2 separate regions of the Homo sapiens genome follow, and region 2 is linked to region 1. A link is a loop called in an ENCODE intact Hi-C map of the cell type or tissue named here. Cell type or tissue: gastrocnemius medialis. All regions are shown on one strand. Links, peaks and the distances in the headings refer to the core of each region. The heading gives the core; the rest is flanking DNA. Region 1 overlaps KIAA1217. Region 2 overlaps KIAA1217.

Region 1 (5,382 bases), core at 115-5,114:
GAGTATTTTCCTCCTTTCAAGGTGTGAGAGCGACCAAGAAGCAATAACGCATAGGGGAGTCGGGGTGATAGATTGGAATGCTCTTGGCTGGAGTGTGATTGGTGTCTGGAAGTGAGTCCCAGCAGGTTGGCTGGTGAGGCCATGTGAGCATTGGGCCTGTTCCAGGGCTGTGAAGTGTGCAGGCTTGCTTGAGGCTGTAGGCACCACTGCCTGAGCCATGCACGTAAACTCCCCAGACCCTAAGAGTAGTTTACTGTCAGGGGGTAAGCCCCCAAATCAAGCAAGCTGCACAGAGCCAAGACTCCCAAGAACCAATGCCTTCTTCCAGCCTTTCATTCATTCATTCTGTAAGTGAAAACTCAGCGTGGATGTGGATGAAGATATTCATGCCTTTGTGATCATTACATTTCAGTGTGTGGGTGCAAGGGGAAGGAGACAGATAAGAAGTGAGCAAATAAGTAAAGTATCTAGTGTGTCTAGGGGTTTTAAATGTTATGGAGGCAAAAATAAGCAGAGTTCTCAAGGAACTGGTCATCCCGATGTCCATGGGCTGCACTTGGTTGGGGCAGTTCTAAGAGTATCTGTCACACTTGCAGAGACGACCTGGGTCAACTCTTCCCAGGCACTTTGTAGAACACCGGGCAGGGATACTTCAATTTCACTCTTTGTTAACTGGGAATGTGGAGGCTTAGGAAAGAACTCTGAGATTTGTGAATGTGATACCAGTCCTCCTATAGTTAACCAATGTGTTTGTTCATTCTCATACACTCTTGCATTTGTATGAGAATATTAACTATTTCAAAGCTCTCATAAATCTATTGCATCATTTTAGTCTTATATCAAAGTAGGAAGGGTGGATATTGAGACACAAAATTGAAGATCAATGACTGTGCTGTGGCATGGGTTGTCCAGTCAGGACAGTGGCCATACACAGTGGTTGGCCATAGTGAAAACTGGCTGAATAGTCACCCTGTATATGACAGGTTTGCTTTGCAATTTGTTTTTTGTTTGTTTATTTTTTGCATTGCAATGGCAAGGTCATAGAAATAATCTTGTCACCCTTCAAACTCACTACTTTGAAAGCCAGCACTCCATTGTATGCATATATATACACATACACACACAAAGTGTACTTGTTTTGTTTTTTTAAAAATCAGTCTCCTTACTTTGACCCATGAGAACAGGAGCACACAGGAGTTCAGACATATCCATTGGCCACATAGTACCTGAGATCTGTGAATGAGATCACAGTCGTCCTATAGTTAGCCAATGTGTTTGTTCATTCTAATACTTTCTTTCTTTCTTTTTTCTTTTCTTTTCTTTCTTTCTTTCTTTTTTTTTTTTTTTTTGTTTTTTTGAGATAGAGTCTCACTCTGTCACCCAGGCTGGAGTGCAGTGGTGCTATCTTGGCTCACTGCAACCTCCACCTCCTAAGCTCAAGTGATTCTCGTGCCTCAGCCTCCCAAGTAGCTGGGACTACAGGCGTGTGCCACAAAACCCAATTAATTTTTTGTGTGTTTTTTGTAAATACGGAGTCTCAGCATGTTGGCCAGGCTGGTCTCCAACTCCTGGCCTCAAGTGATCTGCCCGCCTCGGCCTCCCAAAGTGTCGGGATTACAGGCATGAGCCACCATGCCTGACTTAGCTTTCATTTGATGAGAATATTAATTATTTCAAATTGCTCATAAATCTGCATTACTGTATGTCAGATATTGGCTTTAGCATTTTTCTCAAGTTATTTCATACAACAAAGTATAATATAAACATCATTATTACTATGTCATGAATGAAGAAAGTGTACATGAAACATGCCTAAGGTAATATGCCCAAAGTCTCACAGATAGTAAGTGTTGAAAATGAAGCTTACGCCCAGTTCTTTCTCTTTCCAGAAATTATACTTTCAACCACTATCCTATATTCACTATAGGATTACTTTAGATTCTAAGATTCCTTAGGAAATTAGAAATTCTTAGAATTAGAAGCTGTTGGGATATCACCCTGAACTCTTTTTTGTTAAATGTTGCTGCTTTTTAGTTTATTTACCCTTGAAGGTCTTTGAGGCTTTATATTTTATTATTGTTATATCAACTATAATTCTTAGTGTGACTTATAAAGTCTCACAAGGCTACGTAATTTTATTCCATCTTTAAGTATTTTAAACAGTTAGAAAAGGAATTATATTACAATTAGATTTCTCAATTTAGTAGCTCTTTTTTTTTAACCCAAATAATCAGAAATTACTTTGCTCCCCCAGTTACTGACAGACTGTGTATCTTTAGGATATAATTACTTTTTTTTTTTTTTTTTTTTTTTTGAGACAGACTCTTACTCTGTCGCCCAGGCCGGAGTACAGTGGCACAATCTGGGATCACTGCAACCTCTACCTCCCGGGTTCAAGCGATTCTTGTGCCTCAGCTTCCCGAGTAGCTGGGATTACAGGCACACGCCACCATACCCGGCTAATTCTTTGTACTTTTAGTAGAGATGGGGTTTCACCATGTTGGCCAGGCTGGTCTTGAACTCCTGACCTCAAGTGATCCACCCACCTTTGCCTCCCAAAGTGCTGGGATCCTGTCACGCCCGGCCAAGATAGAATTACTTTCAAGACTATTTCCCAACGTTTGGTCTTGTTATATTCTTTAGTTTTGTGTCATGAGGCTACTAATTTTTTATTCCTCAGTGGTAACTTTATGAAATCTCTTAGACTTGCAGCAATCAAGCCTCTCCCTTCTATCGTGGGCTTTAACTATGCAAGCAGTCAGCCCATTACAGTTTTTTCACAGACTGGTTACATTCAGCCCGAGTTTGAACCAGGGCCATTTGGGGGCATTTGGAGAGGATGAAGATGGACCAAAAGCAATCAGTTGACCTGTGTCTTGTTTCCTCTTGAATTTGGGATTTCAGCTGCCTCCTTTGATTATGCTGGAGACTGTATCATACTCGCTAGGTTCAGGGCACCCCCTTGTGGTGCAACTCGAAACGTAATCAACGTGAGGAAACAGAATGATGGCCAAATGACGAGGAATGAAGAGGCCACGCATGTAGATATGATTTTATTGTTCTTCCCATTTTTAAAACTCTCAAATCAAATCTCCTGTTTTTCTCCTGTTGTTTCAAATTTATCAGTAGTTATTTCAATGCTAAGTGGTTTTTTTTTTTTGGAGGTAGAAACAAATCAGAAAAGCAAGCACAAATAATTTAATGCTACATCTCGGGAGTTTTTAAAAAAATTTTATTACAAAAGTAACCATGGATATTCTAGGAATGTTAGAAATAATAGACTAAGAGTAGGAGAATTATTTACAATCCCATGACCCACATAGAATACTTGTGTTAATATTTTGGTGTATATCCTTCTCCTATTTTTTTCTAGGCACATAGACTCAAAGGAAAGAAACCACATGCCACAAGCACATGCCATTTTTTTTTCTTATTTATGTTATTTTATTTTTTGAGACAGGGTCTAACACTGTCACCCCGGGCTGGAGTGTAGTGGCGCAATCACAGGTCACTGAAGCCTCAACCTACTCAGGCTCAGGTAATCCTCCCACCTCAGCCTCCCAAGTAGTTGGTACTGCAGGCAGACGCCACCATGCCTGGCGAATTTTTGTATTATTTGTAGAGATGAGGTTGCAACATGTTGCGCAGGCTGGCCTTGAGCTCCTAGGCTCAAGCGATCTTCCCACCTTGGCCTCCCAAAGTGCTGAATTTACAGGTGTGAGCCACAGTGCCCAGCCCATTGTTTTCTAATATGATTTTATCCACTTAATTATATGTGTGAACTTCTTTCCCTCCTGTTACATGATAGCTACTTCATCATTGCATGTGGTTGCCTGGTTTTGTTGGTTCCACTGTGTGTGGGCAAATACCATATCATGCAGGGCCTCCTTGTAGATAACTGTAGATTATTTTCTTGGGTTCTTTATTAGAAATAGAATGGCTGGGCCAGGGGCGATGGCTCACGCCTGTAATCCCAGCCCTTTGGGAGGCCGAGGCGGGAAGATCACGAGGTCAGGAGATCGAGACCATCCGGGCTAACATGGTGAAACCCCGTCTCTACTAAAAATACAAAAAATTAGCCAGGCGTGGTGGCGGGCGCCTGTAGTCCCAGCTACTCGGAAGGCTGAGGCAGGAGAATGGCGTGAACCAGGGAGGCGGAGCTTGCAGGTTCGGGCCACTGCAAGATCGGGCCACTGCACTCCAGCCTGGGCGACACAGCGAGACTCTGTCTCAAAAAAAAAAAAAAAAAAAAAAGAAAGAAAGAAAAAGAAATAGAATGGCTGTATCAAAAAGATATGCAAAATTGTCTTCTTGTTCATTTGTTAAAATAGAGCATCTTTTTGAGAATGCAATTTTTTTTAAATCTGCAAGTTCCTAACATTTGCATCCTTAGTCTGTGTTAGGAATTGTGTACAGTGTTTCACATGCCTGGATCTCACTTCATCCTCCCAGCAACCTATTATGATCCATTGCCACACCAACTTGCTGATGAGGAAAGTGGGGCTTAAGGAAATTAAAGAGCTGTTGTGGGACTTCCAAAGCAGAAGACAGTAGGCTTTCAGAAATTTGATAAAAATAGCACTTTGCATTTCTTGAATCTTGAGCTAAATGGAAATTAATACTAAACATTCTCCACTGGTAAAATAGAGAATAAGGATATTAACAGTAAAAGAAAAGAAGAAGAAAAGGAAATGTGCTTCCACAGATTTAGAAACATAAGTAACAATCTAAGTTAAGGCTTTGGCGATTAGATCTTCATGTTGGAAGATATGCTGGATGGCTCAGTGATTTGCTGTGCAATTACAAACCCGAGACAATTTGTAATACAAAGAGCTTTTCATGAGATCTTACATTTTTTTATGAATATATTTTCGTTTACCATGGTTAGTCTCCTAACTGGTTAAATTGCTTCCAGAGAGTCAAAATTTGACTCTATGTAAAGTGACATCAGAAAGTCTCTAATTTCTGGGCCGGGCGCGGTGGCTCACGCCTATAATCCCAGCACTTTGAGAGGCCAGGGTAGGCAGATCACTTGAGGCCCGGAGTTCGATACCAGCCTGGCCAGCATGGCAAAACCCTATCTCTACTAAAAATACAAAAATTAGCCAGGCAGAGGTTACAGTGAGCTGAGATCATGCCACTGCACTCCAGCCTGGGTGACAGAGTGAAACTGTCTCAAATTTAATTAAAAAAAAAGAAGAAGAAGAAAAGAAAATCTTTAATTTGTGAACAAAAGTGGAACTTTGGGTGAGTGCTTAAATTTTAGCAGCCTCCAGAGTTTCCTGATGTTACTCCCTAGAGATCAACAATTCACTTTTTCCCTCCTTTACTGATACTTTTCTTTGTGCCTTGTTATAGAATTATATTTATTATAGAAAACCC
Region 2 (5,382 bases), core at 195-5,194, 50 kb before region 1:
GCATGGTAGCTCATGCTTATAATCCCAGCGCTTTGGGAGGTCAAAGTGGAAGGATCACTTGAATCCAGGAGTTTGAGACCAGCCTGGACCACATAATGAGACCCCATCTCTCCAAAAAAAAAAAAAAAAATATTAGCCAGGCATAGTGGCAACATGCCTGTAGTCCCAGCTACATGAGAGGCTGAGGCTGGAGGATTGCTTGAGCGTAAGAGGTCGGGGCTACATTGAGCCGTGATTGTGCTACTGCACTTAGCCTTGGTGACAGAGTGAGACCTTGTCTCAAAAAAAAGAAAAGAACTGGAAAAGAAAAAAGAATGGTGTTCATCTCCACCCAGCATGCTAGAGCAGGCATGCCATTCATTGTGGAGGCAAAACTCCCGCATAGCTGCCAAAATAACTGCTGAGTGCTTTGCGATGGAGAGAAACAAAGGAATGTTGGGTCACTGCCCGAGTCATGGGGTCTCTGCCTGAGCCATAGAAAGCTTTTGATTTCTGGAGCCACATTGAATGAACTGATTATGTTTAAAATTATAAAAGAAAAATATAGCCTAAGATAATTGAGTGCAATAAACCAATTTAACTTATTTGTTCTTACGTGTAACAATTGTTGAGTAGGTACCATGGTACCCACTCTATTGCTAAGCTGTGGAAGGAGCCTTGCTTTGGAATTCTCTCAGCTCCTCTTTCCCATCATTTCCTTAGCTGTGTCCCTTTTCAGCCTCCTGTGCTAACTGATAGCACATGTGTTTCAGAATGGAACCTGGAAAAGGAATGTGTGCAGCCCTCGTAAGGATATACCGTTCCACATTCCATATGCTGTTAGATAATATGCTGGCTAGACCGTCAACAGTTACCCCAGGAAGGGGGAATTTGGATTGGAAAGAAATCAAAGGAATTGGAGGTAACATAATGGACTGCAGTTAAACAGTAATAGGGTGGTCTGGACAACTGGACGAAGGCCAGTTTCTAAATTGCAGGCAATCCCCTCTGCCCTTTTAGAACAAGGCAAGGTCCACTGAATGGAGAAGAAGGCAGGCCATCAGCCTTCTTAGGGTTTAATTCAGACACGGGCTCTGAGCTTTGTCTTTTGTTCTCTTTAAAGGAACAAAGCCATTGAATCCAGCCAGAAAAACCTGTGCGTATCCATCATAAACATCCACAAACTCTTCTTTAATCTCCCTTGTTATTCTCCCTAAGAAGTAAGGCTCCAACATAAGTTCTTGGTTGCATCTGACAAGTGTCAGCTGATGTCCATGACCCCTTCGTTTCCTGTGTCCCTTCTACTTGATGCAATGACTGGCATAACGTATTTGTTGGAATGAATGAATGAATGGCATTGGTGGCTGGGCACAGTGGCTCATGCCTCTAATCCCAGCACTTTGGGAGTCCGAGGTGGCTAGATCAGTTGAGGTGAGGAGTTTGAGACCAGCCTGGCCAACATGGTGAAATGCTGTCTCTACTAAAATTTCAAAAATTAGCTAGGCATGGTGGCTAATGCCTGTAATCCCAGCTACTTGGGAGGCTGAGGTCGGAGGATCACTTGAACCCAGGAGGCGGAGGTTGCAGTGAGCTGAGATCACACCACTGCACTGCAGCCTGGGTGACAGAGCAAGACTCTGTCAAAAAAAAAAAAAAAAAAAGGAAGGAAGGAAGGGAGGGAGGGAGGGAGGGAAGGAGGGAGAGAGAGAGGAAGGGTGAGTGAGTGGAAGAAAACAATGAAATCCAGTTCTGAGGGTAAGGAGCATGCCATCAATATGATGGGGGATGTGATATGGTATGAGGATGGGGTCTTTCAAACTGTATTGTGTAGACCAGTAGACCATGACAAATAGGCGCGCGCACGCGCGCGCGCACACACACACACACACACACACACACACGGGCTTCCATGTTCTTACAAATGTTGCACACTATATCTGACTGTGGGATCACAGTGTACGTTTGTATACCAAAGTCTCTGTAAAGACCTGCAATGAAGTGAACCCCTTTAACCTTTCTTTTACTCAGTGTTCCCCTATTGTATTTGACTGTGGAACCCTCTGCGTCATACCCTTTTACATCCCAGAACCCACCGAACACAGTTTCTTCAACATTGGCAGAAATTTACAAAATCATCGTAGTCTTGAGTCCAGCTGACCTGAGTGTGAATCAAGGTTTACCACATAGTGTGTGATCCTGAGCCAAATTAAGTAACCTCTGGTTCCCTCCTTCCTCATCTATATGATGAGGATAATGTGCATCTCCTAAAAGGAGAGAATGAAGGCAGTTAATGCAGGTAATCCATCTTGCGTGCACCCAGCACAGGGTGGCTCTTCCCTGGTTAATTTCCACCCTGATGTGTAGAATTTCCCTGCAACACTCTGCTACCACAAAGAGGGGCTTCTTAGGATATAACCTATTGTCCTTAAACTTTATGAGCAGTGCAATAATTGTTATTTGCACCTGTAAAATGTGAATAACTGGTCTTTCTTTTTAAAATACTTTCCCAAAGGAAAATTATGGCAAAGAGATCATGTCCTAACTAGTTTCTCACGTGTTGGTGCTATCACCTCCTGAGTTTTGGCAACGTTATTTCTCTGCTTTTTTTCTTGACTCCCCTCTAGTTCTTCTAAATTAGATATTAAGCAGGAGAAGTATTTTTAATATCCTGGAAATGTGTTTTATTAATCTACCAAACAAATGGCTGTCCAACAACTCCATGAAACAGGAAGAACGGCCACTAGCATTCATTTTGCTTTTACCAGGCACCAGGTAGCGCTGTAAACTCTTTATGTGTGTAATTCATTTCATCTTCACAACAACTCGATGAGGTAAGTGCTATTATCTGCAGTTTGCAGAGAAGGAAACCGAAGCTGGTGGAGTAACATGCCTAAGGCCACCCTGCCAGGATAAGATGAATGACCACGACTCTGAGTGACTAAAGCCTTAGGAACAAAGATGAGTTGAAAATGGGAGAGCCACCTGGGGTAGAACCCCAGAGTTTTTATTTTCTTGCAAAGTTTTAGTAAAACTTTCTCAGTTTTCAGGAAACAAAAGTTATATATTTTAGAGTTTGAAATCACAAATTACACACCACTCCCCCATCTCTAGCCTCTACATTTTTAAGCAAGATCAACAGAACCCAGTGGAGTTCCATGGAGTTCAGGGACCTTGCTCCAGGTGTGCCTCTAACACTCAGTCCCTTTTCCAAGGCAGGGCACATATAATTGAATATAGGCTGGGTGTGGTGTCTCATGCCTGTAATCCCAGCACTTTAGGTGGCCGAGGCACGTGGATCACTTGAGCCCAGGAGTTGGAGACCAGCCTGGGCAACTTGGTGAAAACCCATCTCTACAAAAAATGCAACAATTAGCCAAGTGTGGTGGTGCACACCTGTAGTCCTAGCTATTTGAGAGGCTGAGGTTGGAGGATCACGTGAGCCTGAAGAGGTTGAGGTTGCAGTGAGCCAAGATTGTACCACTGCACTCCAACCTGGGCAAGAGAGTGAGACCCTGTCTCAAACAAAACAAAACAAAGCAAAAAAATGAAGATTGCCAAATATTTAAATGTCAGTTACTATTAATTTAAATGTCCATCAGGGTTCTCCTTGAAGTCAAAACTGCTGTTTTCCCCAATGCCAGAACTCCTAACAGTGGACCCCAGGCCGTAGGAGGTGATCTAGAATTGCCCCTGAATTAAAGGCTTTGTGTTCTGCACACGTGATGCAACCTCAGGATCGGACATGTGTTAGTTCCCAGCCTGTGTCCTGTGACACCTTGGAGAACAATCGAGACTGGTTGATATTTGGAGGGTTAAGCAAAGGACCTTTCTTTTGCCAGCTACTCTGCCGTGGTTGAAGTGTCTTGAGGGTGGTGAACGGGTCCTCGCTGGGCTTGTCTCTGAGCTGCACACATTGACTTGACACAGGAGTCAAGTAGTAAGTATTGGTTGAAGGAATCAGCGATGTTTGGCTACCCATTGTGTGCTCTCTAATATTTGCTAGGGATATGGTGATAAGGGAGGAAAAAGACCCAAGGAGTAATGACCGAGCAGCTATGTAAGTGAATCAATGATGTGACCACATTGCTTTTTCTTAGCCGATAGTTACAGCTCTATGCAACTTTTTCTACTTATTGCTGGAGGTAATCACATTCCAACCCTGAGGACTGCTCCCATGCTGGGCGGTACTGCAGTGACCTCTGCATTTGAGCTGGGGTTTCTTGTATCTCACGAGGGTCAGGGGCCTGTGGGAACTTTTTGTCATCTGGGGGGACAAAGGCTTTCTTGGGAAAAAAAAGTCTCCTTTTTATCCTCTGCGGGTGAAAAAGAAGTGCCGTTAGAATAGGAAGGGGCTTCTTGTAGGCTTGAAAAGAGAAGGACTTGGCAGGTGGCACCTGGGCTTTGTTCAGCAGAACTGAGAGGGCAAGAGTATAGCTGGCTTTTTTGTAAGACTCATGAACTCTGTGGCCCATTGATGAGATGCTCTCTGCTCTACAAAGTGGACTTTCCTCGAGGTGGAATTTTATTTTCCTCCCTGTGCTGGTGTTAGATTCTCTGGATACATAAGGTGACCCGAGGAGAAGCAGGCAATGTCATCACAGTTTATTTGTAGGATCTGGGCTTCCTCCTTCAGAGGAGGTGCCACTCACACCCGAGATGCCTGCTCTCTCCCTGAGCCTTTCAGCACAAGGGCAGGACGGAGAGGAGCCCAGCTAACGAGGGGCCAGCTCAAAGTCATTCAGGAAAAACAGATATACACAGACATGGCCGGAAGCCTCAATGTGTTTTTCTACTGCAGGAAGGTTAAAGTGGAACTTCATGTCATAGATTTAAAAAAAAAAAAAAAAAAGGCTGGGGCCAGGCACAGTGGCTCACGCCTATAATCCCAGCACTTTGGGAGGCCAAGGCGGCCGAATCACCTGAGGTCAGGAGTTCGAGATCAGCCTGGGCAAGATGGTAAAACCTCGTCTCTACGAAAAGAAATACAAAAATTAGCTGGGCGTGGTGGCGCATGCCTGTAATCCCAGCTGCTCGGGAGGCTGAGGCAGGAGAATTCCTTGAACCTGGGAAGCGGAGGTTGCAGTGAGCCAGGATTGTGCCACTGCACTCCAGCCTGGTGACAGAATGAGACTCCATTTCAAAACCAAACAAAAAAAAGGTGGGCATGGCGGCTCATGTCTGTAATCCCAACATTTTGGGAGGATGAGAGGGAGGATTGCTTGAGTCCAGGAGTTCGAGACCAGCCTGGGCAATATAGTGGGACCCCATCTCTACAAAAAAATAAAAATTAGCTGGGTGTGATGGTGCAGACCTGTGGTCCCAGCTACTCAGGAGGCTGAGGTGGGAGGATCACTTGAGACTGAGGAGGTCTGGGCTGCAGGGAGCCTTGATTGTGCCACTGCA

Evidence for each region. A loop is a pair of places that touch in the nucleus more often than their neighbours do. Peaks named below come from ENCODE experiments on the same cell type or tissue, not always from the same donor. Only the 100,000 strongest peaks of a DNase experiment are listed, where the experiment ranks them.
Region 2: a loop joins it to region 1, with 10 times the contacts of the local background. A loop is called at or near these places in 5 of 110 quality-filtered maps.

Annotation. Positions count from the first base shown.
Region 1 is chr10:24,357,751-24,363,132 of GRCh38, forward strand. All of the region lies in intron 2 of KIAA1217, which reads left to right. Among named protein-coding and RNA genes, the nearest start is that of MIR603, 85 kb to the left of the region's middle. RefSeq lists enhancers at 2,759-2,838, 2,869-2,928. In gastrocnemius medialis, for the core only: a CTCF peak has its summit at 2,957 (motif pointing left); a DNase peak (open chromatin) is centred at 2,961; H3K27ac peaks cover 4,499 bases.
Region 2 is chr10:24,307,500-24,312,881 of GRCh38, forward strand. All of the region lies in intron 2 of KIAA1217, which reads left to right. Among named protein-coding and RNA genes, the nearest start is that of MIR603, 35 kb to the left of the region's middle. In gastrocnemius medialis, for the core only: a CTCF peak has its summit at 2,735 (motif pointing right); a DNase peak (open chromatin) is centred at 2,862; H3K27ac peaks cover 5,000 bases.